Linked DNA regions of Homo sapiens: region 2 is linked to region 1. The links are chromatin contacts, found by Hi-C in ENCODE. All regions are on one chromosome and are shown on one strand. Each heading gives the region's core, a stretch centred on a gene start or an enhancer-like site at or near the end of the contact. The rest is flanking DNA. Distances are from core to core; before and after follow the strand shown. Region 1 holds the start of OPN3 (opsin 3). Region 2 overlaps ADSS2 (adenylosuccinate synthase 2).

Region 1 (5,829 bases), core at 2,182-4,681:
TTGGTGTCATACCCAAGAAGTTTTCTTCTAAAAGTTTTATAGTTTTAGCTTTTACATATAGGTCTCCAATCAATTTTGAGTTAATTTTTATATATGATATAATGTAAGGCTCCAACTTCATTCATTTGCACATGGATATGCAGTTTTCCCAGCATCATTTGTTGAAAAGACTGTCCTTTCCTCCTTTCCCCATTGAATGGCCTTGGCATCCTTGTCAAAAATCAATGGACCATATATGTAAGAGTTTATATCTTGGCTCTCTATTCTATTCCATTGGTCTACATGTTTGTCCTTATGCTGTGTATTAGGCTGTTCTTGCACTGCTGTAAATACCTGAGACTGGGTAATTTATAAAGAAAAGCGATTTAATTGGCTCACAGTTCTGCAGGCTGTACAGGAAGCATGGTGTTGGCATCTACTCAGCTTCTGGGGAGGCCTCAGGGAGCTTTTACTCATGGTGGAAGGCAAAGTGAGAGCAGGCATCTCACATGGCGACAACCAGATAGGGAGAGAGAGAGAGAGAGAGTGGGATGGCGGAGTTGCCACACACTTTTAGATGACCAGAGCTCACTTATCACAAAGGGGATGGCCCAGGCCATTCATGAGGGATCCGCCCCCTATGACCAAAACACCTACCACTAGGACCCACCTCTAATATTGGGGATTATATTTCAACATGAGATTTGGGTGGGGACAAACATCCAAACTATATCATGCTGGTGTTTTTCATTTGTTTGTTTTTTGTTTTTTTTTTTAATAAAAGATTGTAGTGTTCTGCCATTATCCTGTCATTACATAATTCTAAAATTAAAAAAGAAACATATATCCTTATCATTGCCTGTTTCTGTCAAGCTCAATAAATGTCCTTAATGGTTCATAGTATTGTAAAATTACTGTGTCAAAAATGCTTAAGCATTTGTCAAAGGCCTCTTACTCCTCCTTTGCATTCACTGCTAGTAGGCATTGCCCTGGACTTTACTCTGATTGAGTAAAAGCCAAAGTCCTTTTATTGAAATGGCCAAGGTCCTGCATATTCTGGCCATTCACTGCACACCCACCTGACTGGCTGCATTTCCCGATTCTCATTCTTGCTTCCTTATTGTTCCTCCAACATACCAATACAGTACTCCTGCCCATAACCACCTTGTCTAAATAACAACCTTGACAGAGCAGGTGCATCACCATCATGGACAAGCACTGCCATTTTAAAGTTCCCCTTGATCAAAAACCACCTAAATCCAAACAGCATCAGCCTAATGGCTAAGGTCAGCATGACCATACACCACAAATGACATCTCCGACCAGAAACATTCCAACCCTAAGATAAACCCCTCCCTGACCAGAGACATGCGAGCCCCGAGATAACCTCCCCTCCGACAGAGACATTCCAACTTGGCAATAAACTTCTTCTCCAAACAGAAACATTCCACGCCTGTGATAAGCTCTCTCACTCTAAAATCCTTAAATACTCTTAGTCTGTAAGAGAGTGCTCCTGACCGAAATCGGCCAGAAGCCCCTCTTAGGTTTATTCTTCCAAATAACACTGTCTGACTGTTGAGCTGCTATTAGTGTTTCTTTCCTCTTTCTTTAACTCTTACAAACTCCTTGCCCCATCTCCCATAGCTCCTGGCTCAACCTCCTGAGTAGCTGGGACCACAGACATGTACCATCTTGCCTGGCTAATTTTCTATTTTTTGAAGAGTTAGGGGGCAGTTCTCACTTTGTTGCCCAGGCTGGTCTTGAACTCCTGGGCTTAAGAAATCCTACTGCCTCGGCCTCCCAAAGTGCTGGGGTTACAGGAATGAGCCACCACGCCTGACCCCTATTTCTTCATGGCATTTGTCAGTGGCTGACACCCTACGTATTTATCTAATTTTTGTTTGTTCTCCCAACACGACTGGAATGTGAGCTTTATAAGGGCAATGACTCAGCAATGAAGAATGAATAGGAAAAAATATAGCGAGTTCTTTATTCATTCATTCAAATTACTATTTATTGAGAACTTACTGTAGACTAGACACAGAAAACACTTTCGACATTAAACATATAGAACTTGTTAAATAGTTATGTTTTGTTCAGTGGTTGTACAAATCTAAAATTAACAATTAAAAGTGTGTGTGTGTTTTTTAAGGGGTGGGTGGGTAGGAAGTCTCACAGATGGCGAGTCCAGAGCAGAAGCCTTGAAGGAAAATCAAGGTGTCAAAGGCAGAGCACACTGCCCCTTAGCTATTGCTCAGTGCACCAGGGTGGAGAGCTGCTGCCAGCCTATTAGATCCTCTCTCCAGGGAATTCAGAATGTGGATTGATCCAAGCTAGTCATTCCCTACTGATCTTTCAAACAGAGGTGAGGCACGCCCGTATGGAGAGCAGTTTCTTTAGCTTGCACAAACCCTGTGTTCGTCACCAGTGTCCAGGACAGGCTGCAGGTGTGGCTGGGGACTGTGATCTTCTTGTAGGGCCTCCTTAGGGATTGTGCAACCACAAAGGCAGAAGCAGCTCTTGCAGAGTGTGATGACGTTCACAACCTATATTTGACTTGTACTATATTCTCATCACTACAGGAGAAGAGGCCCAATGGGAAATGTGTGCTGTTCTAAATATAGCACCTGCCTCCTATACCTGCTAGATTTAGGTTGAATCTTTCACTGCCTGTGAAGGACTTTAGCAGGCCTCAGTGACCGGAAAGATCTACCCACGCTTTCAAGCACAGGAAGGACGGTATTGGAAGGCCTTGGGGTCCAGCCCAGGGCTTAAAGTCAGTTCCATTGGAATGCCATTTTCAGAGAGTTTTCATCCCAGACTCTCCAAGGGTGGCAGGCTCTTGTATCAGCCCTGGGACATGTGTCCTCTAGCAGTCAGGTAGTTAGGCAGGCACCTGTCTATCAATTTGTTGTTTTTCTTCTCAGTTTTCCGGTAAGACTACCCCGAGCTCTTCAATGTTTTCTTTGCTTTTGTTTACATTGAGTGTATGACGCGGGATGGGCTTCGTAGGCTGGTTGTGGGTTATTACAGCTTCCCAGGAAGGGGAGAAACCCAATTCTTGCCAGCACGTGGTGGGCGCAGGCGCTCATAAATACTTAGGAATAAATGAATGTATAAGTGAGTGCATGAATGGGTGAGTGGACACGAAGCTTTCAAGGTGGGTGCAGGGAGGTGGGGGTGTGAAGAGCCATCGAGGCTACCCTGCGGCCCTGGCCCCCAGGCTATCCCGCGACGCGCGTCCACGCCGACCAGCGGAAGGTGCCCAGCCAGTGGGGGCGGGGCGAGCTAGCCGCGAGGACGCGCCCGCGGGGGGGCGGGGCTAAGAGGACGCGCCGGGAGCAGCGGAGCGACGAGGACAGGCCGCGGGGAGGGGCGGGGCCACGGGGGGTGCGCCGGGCGGAAGGGGCGGGAAGAGGGCGGGCCCGGCGCGCGGTAGCGCGGGCCCCTCAGTGCACAATGGCTAGAGCAGGCGGCGGAGCCCCAACCCCACCCAGTGCGGAGCGCGCCGCGAGCCCCGCCGCAAGCTGAGCGCCTCCGCCCGCCAGGCGCGCCGGCGCCGGGCCATGTACTCGGGGAACCGCAGCGGCGGCCACGGCTACTGGGACGGCGGCGGGGCCGCGGGCGCTGAGGGGCCGGCGCCGGCGGGGACACTGAGCCCCGCGCCCCTCTTCAGCCCCGGCACCTACGAGCGCCTGGCGCTGCTGCTGGGCTCCATTGGGCTGCTGGGCGTCGGCAACAACCTGCTGGTGCTCGTCCTCTACTACAAGTTCCAGCGGCTCCGCACTCCCACTCACCTCCTCCTGGTCAACATCAGCCTCAGCGACCTGCTGGTGTCCCTCTTCGGGGTCACCTTTACCTTCGTGTCCTGCCTGAGGAACGGCTGGGTGTGGGACACCGTGGGCTGCGTGTGGGACGGGTTTAGCGGCAGCCTCTTCGGTGAGTTGGACTGGGAGAAGGCAGCCTCCCCTCTGCAAACTTCCACTCCCCACCCCGCTGCCCGCTCCGTGCGTCCGCCCCCCAGCCCGCCCCGCACCGCTTCCCGCTCGGCCCCGCGCCCCCCGCCCTACACCGCCCCGCTCCCCGCTCGCCTCCTCAACGCTGCCCGACCCCAGCCGCATGGCGGGTGCCTTCCTCTTCCTCCGTCCCCTCCCGCCCCACGCTGTCCAGGACTCCATTCCTGTGGTCTCTCATCTGCCCCCCACGTTGACCCCAAACCCCGGCCCGCCTCCTTTCTTATTTGTTTTTACCTCCTAAGATCACTCAACAAGGCACGAAACCACGGCTTTTTACACTTTGAGGAAAGAGACGAGGGCCTGTAGAGTCAAGAGATTCAAGAAAAAAAGTGATTAACTCGTGAAAGTTGGAGGGAGTGATGAGATTAGATTCATGTACTACTATTTGTTTCCTAAAATGAGAGTAGAAAACCAAAATAACAATGTGTAAAAAAAAATTCTCATTAGTACTTGTAAACCTTTGAATGCTTTCTAGGGAATGAGACAGTTTCATTCAGGTCCTCAGAATGCAAATTGGCATGTGCCCTGTAAGCTGTTTTTACTATTTTCCGTCTTATAGATGGGTTCCAGCACACCAGAATCTTGGGTGAGATTACAAATGGCTCAGCCAATACCATCTCAGGTGAACAAATACTGTAATTAGCTCTGCAATCGGTAGATTTCATTAAAGTAGAACTTCATTGTTGAAGATGTATTTCGACAGTACTCTTATTATGGAAGATTTAAGTTTCACTGAGACATGATGTTTTGAAGGATGATCAACAACTCAGCAAATCATTGAAGGAAGCGTAGAAAGGAAATTATTTTTTTGTGTGCCTCAGGAATTTCATTTGTAGGGAGATTTGAAATAGAAATGTGTATTTCTCAAGGCTTAAAGTTCCTTTTTTAAATCCTGAAATCCATTGATACTTTATTGCTTTAATCTTGGTAGGTTTGGGAGAACAAAAATCTTTGTAGAATTATCAAAAATATTTTCTTATTCAGTAACCTCTATGCTATGACAAACCCAAATATTATATTTGTAATGATTCATTTTTTGGCGTTTTGAAGGAAATAAGAAAATAGATTTTATTTGATTGCTTCAGAGGTTATAATATTTTCCTCCCCGCCCCTCATAAGCTTTAATCTGATAATTTCATTTGAACAAACATTTGAAATTTAGGGAGGGGACTGCAAGTGTATGTAGGCTGTGGTATGGACGACTATGGGATTACACTCCTTATATTAATTGTAAAATACCTATCAGGCAGTTTCTTCGGCAATGCTAAGAAGGTTATTCAAGCCCAAGCCTAAAGTATCATCAGTAGTGTTCTCCAGGGTAGTCAACAGGTGTTTGTTCACAGACATCAAAGTTCTTTTTTCCTTGAAGTGCCTTTTCTGTGCTGGAAAATTCTGTTTTCGTGCCCGGGAGTTTGAACACAAGGGTGTACTGAGTTCTTTATAAGTGCTAGCTGTCATCCACCCTCTTCCTCACCTCTTTCCTCTGCTGATCCCACCCTCCTGTGTCTCCTGGTCACTTCTCCCTTCCTGTTTTTCTTCTTCACCATCCCTCCTAGGGTCCCAGCCCAGTGATTTTCTAAGTTCACTTAGATTTTTGCCTGAGGGCTGCCCTATTTTTCAGGGCATTTAGTGCTTTCAACCATGACTTTCTCCCTGTTTTTAATGTAGAGGTGGAAACCCTGAGATAAGAGATTCCGAGACTTAAGCCCTGGGGGGCAAGTTAGTAGTGAAGTTACTATAGAGTTTAAAAAGTTTTTAGCGAAGATGATTTCTTTGCCTGGAGTAAATTCCGGAGTTTGTGCTTCTAGATCCAGGTTAAGGATGAAGAAAAGGA
Region 2 (5,576 bases), core at 2,073-4,572, 2.8 Mb before region 1:
TGACCCAGCATCCTCAGGATCCAGTTCCATATACACTCTCTTGGTACCTACTGGCAAATGTTGTCTTGTTCCTGCAGATCTTTTAGAATACAGTCCCTTTCCTTCCTTAGTAGGCCCAGTGCTTCCTTAGCCAGGTTACACTGGGACCTGAACCTAGTTATTTACTGGCCAGGAGGGGGAAGGTGAAGGTGGATGTGAGATGGGCACATGCTGCCTTGCAAGACAGAGGCCTCTGCATCATCTTCAAGCAACAGGATGCCACAACCTTTAATAGGAAGTAATGGGACCTTTTGCAGACCCAGAGAGTTTGGAAAATCTAGGGATTCAGGATTTTCAAGTATGTCAACTCAGATGTCCCATTCAGTCTCAGGGCCCCACTTTTTCCCAAACAAAGCTCTGACTTTGCCATAGCAAACTTGCTGGATTGCAGAATTCAGCTTTTTCTGGAGCTTTGCAGTCTGTATGATTGAATTCTCATCTTAATCATTGTCTTTTTCTGCTCTCTGCTGTAGGAGATGGAATTTTGTCTAAGTTCTGCCAGACAGGTTTCATTATCTTTCTCCAGTTCGTGAATAGCGTTCATCAAAAGCCATCCAGTTCTGTTGTTCCACCGTGCTCGAATCTCAGTGCCTCAGATAGAGGCTATCCATACTCTATGTACCCCAGTGGCAGTCCTCATTGCCAGCCAGCCAGCTAGCCAGTGATTCTGCCTCTTAGTTCTCATTTTAGAGCTATCTTCCTCTAACCATTCCTGGTGCCAGCTATCTTAGATTGAGTTCCCTAGGAAACAGACTCCAATGTAGAGATTTGCACATAGGCGGGTTAGCTCATAAGTGCACTGAGCAACAACATCTGTGAGGGAGTGGGAGAAGCAGGATTAGGCAGAGGGAGAAATTGCACTGCAATATAGTTGCAAAAAAGCCTTCACTGATCCCATAGGGAGCTCTGGAGCTAACATAGCCCTTGAAAGTTGTCCCAAATTAAGGTTAAGTGCCCAGGTTGTTTCTATTCCTACATTGACAAGTCAATGGATATGGGCTGCTGGGGGGCAGCAGCTCCCTTTGGTGGAGGACGAGTGCTGCAGAGGCTCTGAACTGTGAGTGGTTCAGTAGGCAGAGCTCCCACAGCTCTCAGTCTTGAGAGAAATCTGGGCAGAGTACCATAGCATCCACTGTATTGACTCAAGTCAAAGAAACTTTTCTTTAGTACATGTTCAGTTTCCATTAGGGGATACAGAGAAAATACGTAGAATAATGAAGAAAATTTCAAGTAGAACCCTAGATTTCTCAGAAGACAGCAGGTATGCAGGCCTTCTTTCTGTGAAGTTGCTGTCATGCAGATCTACAATCCCTAATCAATAGAATGGAAATTCAATAAGCTTTAAAACTGGAAAGTTTTAAGTTTGGCACCCAGATTCATTTGGCAGCAAAACCAGTCTTGAACTAATGTTAGTATTACATAATCTTTATCCTCTTATAGCAAATGATCATATGCGTTGCTGCAGAAATATGTTTGATTATAGAATACTACTCCAGATGGTATTTGCGCTGTTTTACCTTTCTACTACCTGAAGAATTCTAAATCCCAAAACATATGTGGCTCCAAAGATTTTGAAAAGACATTTTGAACCTACAATATATCAAAAAGTTGTTTGACAGTAAACAGTGTGTGCCATGAATAAATGTCCTCTTTAACTTTTAGCAAACCAAGAAGTCTTAAATAAAGTTGAAGTTCAATATAAGACTCTCCCAGGATGGAACACAGACATATCAAATGCAAGGGCGTTTAAAGAACTACCTGTTAATGCACAAAACTATGTTCGATTTATTGAAGATGAGCTTCAAATTCCAGGTAAACATAAACACTTTGTGAATAAGTTTTTTCTTTTCTCTCTCTCTCTTTTTTCTTTTTTTTTTTTTGAGACGGAGTCTCGCTCTGTCCCAGGCTGGAGTGCAGTGGCGGGATCTCGGCTCACTGCAACCTCTGCCTCCTGGGTTCAAGCTATTCTCCTACCTCAGCCTCCCGAGTAGCTGGGATTAGAGGTGCGCGCCACCACGCCTGGCTAATTTTTGTATTTTTAGTAAGAGACGGGGTTTCACCATGTTGGCCAGGCTGGTCTCTCCTGACCTCTTGGTCTGCCCACCTCAGCCTCCCAAAGTGCTGGGATTACAGGCATGAGCCAGCATGCCCGGCCAACTGTCTTTTCTTTTAACTTGCCTATGTGCCTTTGAAATAGAATAAAGGAAAGATCATTGTTACTTTACAGAGTGCACATGATTTGCATAAATGCCCAGGAAGATACAAAGTAATATTTTTATTCCTTAAAGTAAATACGATGCTCATCTTTAAATAGAAGATAATAGATTACTTCTCACCCTTTCTGACCCTGTCTTTAATTCTTAGTCTGTTTTTTTTTTATCCTGTGACATTGTCTCATTCACTTCTCCCTCTTAATAACAAATCCTCATGTATCTCTACCACCACAAAAAATGTTGTGTGTTTTTGGGGGGTTAAAAATGGTTTATGGTTTGTTTGGGTTAAATTACCCTTGAGATTTGGAGTTTCCTGAATATACACTGGGAAATAATTGGTATAGAAAATGGGAAATCTCACTAGAAAAAAATGTAAGAAAAAATTTTTAAAAATAATTAAGCCTATTTATTAAAGAACAAATATAAGATGGCGAGGGAGTTAGGCATAACAACGTATGGCTGTATCTAGTTATGTGAAGTCATTCTTTTAACAGATGGCTTTTTCCTTGTATCGTTTTGTTGGCATTGATGGATATTTGAAACATAAGAAAAAGTGAAGTGTGTGGGATGTGTCCTCCGTGTAAAATCTCTTTTGCCTTGTGCTTCGTTTCCAGCATGATTCTTGTTTTCCAAATTACTAGTTGCCCCTCCCAGCATGATGTCAAATTTAGTAAGCATATTTGCTTACTGCTCTTGGTCAGCATTTTCTTGAAATATAAACAGCAGTGAGTCTAACAAAAATCTGTAAAATACCACGAAGGTTGATCCTAACAGTACCTTATGGAAGCTGGCAATTCTGCAAATAATCTGAAACCATGTGATGCAGATGATTCGATTTCCATAGACTCCTGTAGTGGGCAGTTTCTGAGGCTGTGCAAGTTAAAATCATATTCTCATCTAGATGTTGAAGATGCTTATCTTGGCCTGTTATCAGGAACTTGATCACCAACTTTCTGTAGGTCTCTGCTGGTGTTGGTCAATATTTTACTATCCTAAGTCATTAGGAAAGTGAAAATATTGCACAGTTAAAAAGGGAACAGTAAGGCATACTGTCCTGTGCTGGGTCTTATTTGTACATCCTGTTTAGAAATCGGCACAGTCTGCTAACAGAATAGAGAACAGCAAAAAGGCACATAGGGAAAAGTTATGGTGATACTGAGAAAAGTAGGGGACTACCTGTTTTAATCCCAACGAGTGAACATTAGAGATGAATTGATTCAATTCCTTTTCTCTTTGTATTCTCCTAGTTAAGTGGATTGGTGTTGGTAAATCCAGAGAATCTATGATTCAACTCTTTTAATGATTGCCAGTAATGCAAGAAACACTCCTTGAGAGGGAGGGGAAAAGACTTTCTTAAATATTTCATTTATGACCTGCAAATTCAAGAATAAAGACACTGAAGTAAGTTTGAAGCCCTACAGTTGTTTCCAGTCTTTTCAGATGGATGCCTACTGTGGAGATTAACTTTGGCATATTCCAGTGTCAGCTTTCTTTAGCTGGAATTGCCAAATCATTTGTTGCTCCTGCTGCTCTCATGGTGCCACGTTTTTTTTTTCAATGTTTAGTAATAGTATAATCCATGTTGTTTGATATCAAAAGTAGAATTACTTTTAATGTAGTTTTTCTTCATTATTGTCATTGCGTGTTCTTAAGTTTTACCCCTATTAGATGGTAAGAACAATTAATGCAGTTTTGCACAAATATTTTTACATTCTGATCATTCAGTTCTGTCATTGTAATCTTTGTTGTTAGAAACAAATGATGAAAACATAGGGGTTCTGTAAACTTTTGTAATGCTATGAATTCTGTTTAAATTTTGGGCTGTCTATTTTCTGCTGAAACCATGCAAAATTGAGCTTTGGTGGGGCTGGGAGGGGGTTATGTATTCATGGGACCTTTAATTTGTACAGAACACAGAACTTATTTCTGTCAGTTATTTAATACATTGAAAATTTAGTGAAATGTTCAAAGAGAATAGATGTTTCCCAAAACAACAATCTTTATGTTAAAAATAGTCATTAAAAGATCTGTTGTAATATATGGTGGATATTTTTCTTTAATTTCAAACATTACCTCTGAAATGTGTATCTTTTCTTTTTTATCTTACCATTAATTTTAAATCTAGTGGATTGGTTTTCAACATCGTGCCTGCCGATATGCCTACAGAATCATCTGTAAGTGTCAAAATGAACCCACGTTGTTAGCCATAATTTTGATTATGCCTTTATTTCTCCTTTCTTGAAAAAAAAAAGGTGTTATTTTGACAATTAGGCATAACATTGTTTTGTAGATTATCTTTTAATGAACTATTTTAAATGTTAAATTAGGTGCCACTTAAATTTATTTTATTACACCATGAATAGCTGATTAAAAGAACCAAATATTTCTAGTATGCTTTGCGTATTGTGTTTTTGTTCTACTAAGAGAGGTTAGTAATAGTATATAGGAAGGAGCTTTATCTCTGTAGTGTAATACTTAGTTCAAGAAAAATTCTCAAATAGGAGCAGTATCGTTAGACTCAATAAGTATAAAGAACAATACAGATTATCCTACAAGCCAATTACTGATAGTAATGACTTACATGTAAAAATAATTTATAATGAATATATAATTTCTGTTTAATAGAGAATGAATGGGCTTTTAAAGTCTGCATTCTTATCTTGGTTGCAAGTATTGCACTGTTAAAATGTATTTTTAGTAATGGTTCAGAGACAGATACAAAGAACTCATTCTCCTTTTCAAGTATATGTGTTAGACTCTTCCTAGGTATTGGGTATGCAGTGGTGACAGGAGCACAGTCTTCCTGAAACTTAATGTAGTGGGGGACAGCATGGTAACCAAATAGAGATTTATAAACAGTAGTTACATGCTGCAGTAGAAAAGTACAAGGTCTGATGAATGAGAATCTAGTCTTAATTTAGCAGGGGTTGGAGAAGGCCATTAATGGAAATAATGTCTAAACAGACCAAGCAGATGCGTACAGAGCAGACAGAGGGACATGTACTGTACAAAGGCCCAGAGGCTGGAAAGAATTTGGAAAGTTGGAGCAACTAAACAAAATGAGTGAGGGGCTGATGAGATTGATTAGCTTAGCAGTAAATTCAAGGAGTAAAATCATGGGGGGTTTTTTTGTGTTTTCTTCTTTTTATTTTTTTTTTTGAGGCAGAGTCTCGCTCTGTCACCCAGGCTGGAGTGCAGTGGTGTGATCTCAGCTCACTGCAACCTCCGCCTCCCGGGTTCAATCGATTCTCCTGCCTCAGACTCCTGAGTAGTTGGGATTGCAGTCATATGCCACCATGCCTTTATTTTATAGGCATGAGCCAC

Evidence for each region. A loop is a pair of places that touch in the nucleus more often than their neighbours do. Pooled maps may share reads with other maps.
Region 2: a pooled map shows a loop between it and region 1 (6-fold over the local background). The contact joins the enhancer-like site here to the promoter of OPN3 in region 1. A Hi-C loop is called at or near these places in 2 of 50 pooled maps.

Annotation. Positions count from the first base shown.
Region 1 is chr1:241,637,971-241,643,799 of GRCh38, reverse strand. It overlaps OPN3 (opsin 3), which reads left to right and starts at 3,431. Exons shown (of 4, transcript NM_014322.3): 1 at 3,431-3,918. The coding sequence starts at 3,546. It overlaps CHML (CHM like Rab escort protein), which reads left to right and starts at 3,431. Exons shown (of 2, transcript NM_001381853.1): 1 at 3,431-3,918. RefSeq lists silencers at 3,102-3,681, 4,012-4,061 and enhancers at 3,164-3,733, 3,734-4,304.
Region 2 is chr1:244,407,562-244,413,137 of GRCh38, reverse strand. ADSS2 (adenylosuccinate synthase 2) reads left to right here. Exons shown (of 13, transcript NM_001126.5): 12 at 1,702-1,851; 13 at 3,500-4,644. The coding sequence ends at 3,552. Among named protein-coding and RNA genes, the nearest start is that of ADSS2, 42 kb to the left of the region's middle. Within about 2 kb of position 3,322, at least 2 of the 41 ENCODE cell types and tissues checked have a DNase peak (open chromatin) inside an H3K27ac peak, as active enhancers do.